2 separate regions of the Mus musculus genome follow, and region 2 is linked to region 1. A link is a loop called in an ENCODE intact Hi-C map of the cell type or tissue named here. Cell type or tissue: left cerebral cortex. All regions are shown on one strand.

What was found. Hi-C counts contacts between places; a loop is a spot of excess contacts. Peaks named below come from ENCODE experiments on the same cell type or tissue, not always from the same donor. Only the 100,000 strongest peaks of a DNase experiment are listed, where the experiment ranks them.
Region 2: it touches region 1 in a loop (3-fold over the local background); 13 of 42 quality-filtered maps call a loop at or near these places.

What each region holds. Positions count from the first base shown.
Region 1 is chr2:154,612,209-154,614,708 of GRCm38, forward strand. It overlaps Zfp341 (zinc finger protein 341), which reads left to right and starts at 1,160. Exons shown (of 15, transcript NM_199304.1): 1 at 1,160-1,194. The coding sequence starts at 1,164. In left cerebral cortex, CTCF peaks have their summits at 1,095 (motif pointing left) and 1,820; DNase peaks (open chromatin) are centred at 1,088 and 1,802; H3K4me3 peaks cover 1,806 bases; H3K27ac peaks cover 1,688 bases.
Region 2 is chr2:154,554,439-154,556,938 of GRCm38, forward strand. Necab3 (N-terminal EF-hand calcium binding protein 3) reads right to left here. Exons shown (of 13, transcript NM_021546.3): 3 at 1,146-1,254; 4 at 462-487; 5 at 209-306. Among named protein-coding and RNA genes, the nearest start is that of Necab3, 3.2 kb to the right of the region's middle. In left cerebral cortex, no CTCF peak of the experiment used is centred here; DNase peaks (open chromatin) are centred at 987 and 2,467; H3K4me3 peaks cover 1,180 bases; H3K27ac peaks cover 1,624 bases.

The sequences.
Region 1 (2,500 bases):
GGACTTCTATCTCATCTTTTCCTCTTTCCAAGACTCAGGCATCATGGTGAATGTCGGGGTGGAAAGATATAAGAGCCAGAGTTTGGGGAGGCCTGGGGTGAAATCGTGTCTTGGAAATGGCAGGGCTACAGCACTTGCAAACTCAGACCAGCTGTAGCTTTCTCCACCTGCACAGGATCAAGCCAGTCATCATTCCAGAATGCATGGATGAGGACCTCACAAATCCCCAGAGGTCTGTCTTGGGAGAGAAAGTCCTCTAAGTGTATATGTAGTCCCTGATAAACCATGTTCCAGTGGATGACCCCACACTGACACACTGATCAATATAATGTACCAGCAGTTCAAATTGGACTTCATGGATTATAAACAAAACTTAGAGACGGCTCAGCTGGTAAAAGCACTTGCTGCTGGACTGAGTTCAGTGCCAGGGTCTCACATGATGGAGGGAAGAGAATCGATTCCGGAACGTTGTCCTCTGATCTTCACACATGTGTTTTGTTGTGTGTCTGTGTGTAGATATATGCCATGTGTGTCCATATACACAAAACAAAATTAATAATAAATGTAAAAACGACGACATGAAGTTGGGAGTGGATCCCCTCCCTATGAGTTTGAGCTAGGAATGGCTGAAATGGTAATAGGGTCGTCAAAGAAATGGGGTCTCAGAGAATCACAGTCGAGAGGTGTGTGAATGGGAATGGAGGTCCCTCCAAAGCTGGAAATTGGGGTTAAGAAGAGCACTGAGGGAATCTAACATAAACTGAGGAATTAAGACCAGAGATAGGAGTCCTTCGAGAAGGCTGCTTTCCAATCAGCGTGGCACAGTTGCAAGGTGTGGGGTGTCCATGTAACAGACAATCTCGGTGAGGTGGGTTGGTGTTGCAACCTTGAAGAAGACTGTGTGCAGCGATCATGGGGTGCGTGTTGAAGAACTGGGGTCGGTGTCCGCGTTGGGAGGCGATGTGCGAGCGCCGGACGTATGTCTGTGTAGAATTGGAACTACTAGGGGACTGGGTCTCCGGCCGGACAGCGGGGCAAGCTGTTTCCGGGGCAGGGGCTTCGGCGTCGGCTCCTGGGCGCCCCCTGGCGGCCCCGACCCCGCCGCGGTTCTCACAATGCTTGCGTAGCCCCGCTCCGACTCCCCGGGCGGCGGCAGCTCCAAGATGGCGCAGGCGATCTTCGAGGCCCTGGAGGGTGAGCGCGTCGGGCCGGGGCAGCGGCTGTTCCGCGTGGCGCCCCCTCCCGCCGCGCCCTCGCAGCGCCGGGCCCAGGGCGCGTGGAGGCCGCGGGGCGGAGGGCGGAGGGCGTCCGGGCCGGAACAGCCGCGGGGCGGGAGGGGGCGGGAACAGCCTGGGAGCGCCGGCTCTGCGGGGAGGGGGCCTCGGGACCGGAACAGCGCGGCAGTCGAGGCCGCCGGCGCGGGAGGGTGCACGCCCAGGAAACAGCCGGGGGCCTGGGCCTGGAGAGACGGCGGTGCGGGAGGGCTGGGCGGCTCAGCTGCCCAGTCGGGCGCCCGAACCACTCAGAACGTCCCGAGACCCACGGTGGCCTCCGGGCTGGGATGTAGTCCTACTAAGTCCAGAGCAGAGAAGGAGGCGCCGCCTGTGTGCACAGCGGAGTCTGGGAGAGACCACCGGCCCAAACCAGTAAACACAGGGCACCCACCGTGCTCCGATCTGAGCCCTGCACGCGTGTGCCTGCTTGGGCTACTCTGGTCTCCGATCGAATCGGATTCGATTCTGTGATCTGCAAGATCGCCGTGGTGCATGGGCCCCAGGCTCTGGAGAAAGGGAGCTCTGAGCGCCACCATGTGCACCTGCTGGAGTTTAACAACAAAGGATGGCTCTAGAGACAGGAGAGGAGTTGGACACAGTAGTAGCCTTGTGGGTGGAGGGTGGAGTGAACAGCCCGAGTGGAAATCTGTGGGCCGGGCCGGCAGAAGGAAACCAAGGCTTGTAGTTCACTAGCTTCTTGGAGGATGAGCTCTCACCTGAGTCTTACCTTTGAAAGAAATCCAGTGATTCTTACTAAGCCAGATTCACTTGTCCTCATCCTCCTTCATTACTACCCCACCTCACCCCGCCGTCAGAATTGTGGGAAAGAATAGTAAAAGAAGGCAATCTCAGGCAGGGTTTGCCGTGCATGCTCATAATCCCAGCGGTTGGAAGACAGGCAGGAAGATCGTTAGCCTCGGCCACATAAGGATTTTGAGGCCAGCTTTGGCACCATGAGACTTTCAAAAACCAATTAGGAATATATGTGTACATACATATACTCAATAACAACTTTTTTTAAAAGGCCATGACTTTGAAGGAGAGTGGAGAGGTTATATGGGAGGTTTGGAGGGAGAAAAGTGAAGGGCGGAATGTCCTAATCAAATTATAATCTCAAAAGTATTAAAAATATCATTGTACAGAAAATAAAAGGGGGGAAAAACCACAAAACAACGGGAACTCAAAAAAGAAGACTGCAAAGGTGACCCCAGCTGGTGTGTTCTGTG
Region 2 (2,500 bases), 58 kb before region 1:
GACACTAGCAGCAAATCTCCTGCCTCTGTCTCCTGAAGGCTGAGAGTTCAGGTGTGAGCCACCCTGGCTACTGAAGAGAAGACTATGGCTCTGGAGGAAATGGCACAGTTGGTAAATAGGAGTGCCAGAACTTGAACCCAACCCTCGTTTCCACAGCCTCACTGGGCTCTGACACTTCAGGCTCCCCACGACCCCTCCCTGTACTCACCAGCTTTGTAGTGTCCATGGCAGTGAGCACCGCACGGTTCAGAGACTCCAGCGCAGCCAGCACGGGCCGGTAGACACCCAGGTGTGTGGAGAAGTAGTCTGCAGGCAGAAGAGGTCCAGGGGCACTAGCCTAAACCATCTCTCCAGCCCAGAATTCCTCAGCTGCTCCAGCCTTCCCATCCCAAGAGGCCAGCCCCATAAAGCATCCCTCACCACACCCACCCGCCCAGGGGCTGGGACACAAGACTACTCACCACACAGTTTCTCTGTCTCTAAATTGCTGTGGGGGAAAGAGAAAACATCTTTGAGACTCTTAGCACCTGGGCCTGGAGAACCAGACAGATGCCTGGTTGTGCCACAGCAAGCCAGCTCCTACTGAGCCTCACATAGCATGGCTGCTGGGGAGGGGTCACAGGCCCTTCAGAGGGTCAGTCTAAGTCCTTGAAACCTTGAATGCTGACCTAGTCTAGGATTTACACTAAGGAGATGGGACGGGAAGGGAAAGGAAGGAAAAGGAGAGGACAGGGGTAGCTGTACATGTTCATGGTGTGTGTCCCCAAGTGAAGAAGCAGGGAAGGAGCATACACGTGAACCAGATGTGGGCATGTGGGAAGCAAGAGAGTATGGACTCCTGCATCTGCATCCACAGGCAGAGGCAGGCAGAACCCAGCTGTCCTCAAACATCCTCTGCTTGGGAATAGAAGGGCTGAGCATGGTTGGTGACTCAAGTCTGGTTATTCTGAGGTCCCAGCTGGAATCAGTATAGCAACAAGACTGGAGCTGGAGAAGGTGTGGGTGGGTTGACAAAGTTGGCACTGGGCCTGTTGTCTTTCCCCACCCCCTGTCCTCCAGCAAGAACCTGACAGCAGGGGACACAGTGGGTTGGGATGAGCTGGCCGGGCTCTGCCACAGCAAGCCGGCCCTTCTATTGAACTCACTCAGTGAGATGATCATCGATGCCGCTGAACAGTTCCCGCAGCTCCGCAGAGCTGAGAACCCCATCAGCAAAGTAATTCTGGAATTCTTCAAACGAGAGCTTACCATCATCTGGGGAGAGACAGGCGTGGTGTTGCTATCCTTAAGTCCTAGCTACATCCTGTCCCCCTATCCAGGCTCCTCAGAGGCCAGCAACATTCACAATCACTCAGCCAGATAGCCTAGGGTTCTGACTCCAGCGGAGGCCCAGACTGTTTTGAACAAAAGGACAAGAGTCCTCCAAAAAGTATATGCTGAAAGAAACAGGGCCCACCTTGTACAGGATACATTTGGTAGGGATTCAATGTCTGCCAAATGGAAATGTAAGAGAACAGCCTGGAACACATCAGAACACAGCTTAGGACTTACGGGTACAGTCCCTGGCCCCAGAAACTAGTCTTGCCCCAGGGTAGAAGAGACCTCCATGTTCTGACCCCAGGACCTTTCTAGGAAGTCACAGAGAAGCATGCAAAGCCTACCCACCAGCCAGACTCTACAAAGCTGCAGACTGGCTGGGACGAGAGTGAGCTCCCCTCATGGGGGCATGTAAGCAGAGGCAGAGAGTGGAAGGATAAAATGGCAATGGGATTTACTGTCTAAATGATATGCAAGATGGGGAGGGTCTGAGCCTCTATAGCAGAAGGTATTGGGAGCAGGTATCTTTTGGGGGAGGGTGTTGGGTTTCTTTCTCGCCCCCCCCCCCCCAAGACAGGGTTTCTCTGTGTAGCCCTGGATGTTCTAGAACTCACTCTGTAGACCAGGCTGGCCTCAAACTCAGAAATCCACTGCCTCTGCCTCCCGAGTGCTGGGTTTAAAGGTATGCACCACTATCATCCAGCATGAGCATGTTTGTTAAGTTAATGGTCTGCACCAATGTGAAGAGACCCATGAAAGGGCAAGCGCTGGGGACACAAAGAGGCTGAAACAAGAGCCTGCAGGCCCAGGGAAAGGAAAAGTGAAGGCCAGATGAGTGCCCTGCCCCTCATTCAGGGAGCCTGGGGTGATGTCCCACACAAGTCTGGATCCCAGGCCCACAACTGACTCACTTCTCTGAACCTCCACTCCTTTACCGTGAAATGGAATGAAGAATTCCCACCTAGAAAGCTGTTGTAAGGACATCTTACAACACTACCATCACTGAGCTAGAGTAATGTCTTAACATAAGCCCCCACCTCCAGCCTCAGATCAAACCACACTTCCCACTCCCTATTCTGTACACTCCAGGAAGGGTTGCTTGCTTGATCCCCCATTTTGAGCTCTCGAGACTTCAAGCTGTACCTCCAAGTCCCTAGCTCTTCTACCCTGCCCCCGCCCCACT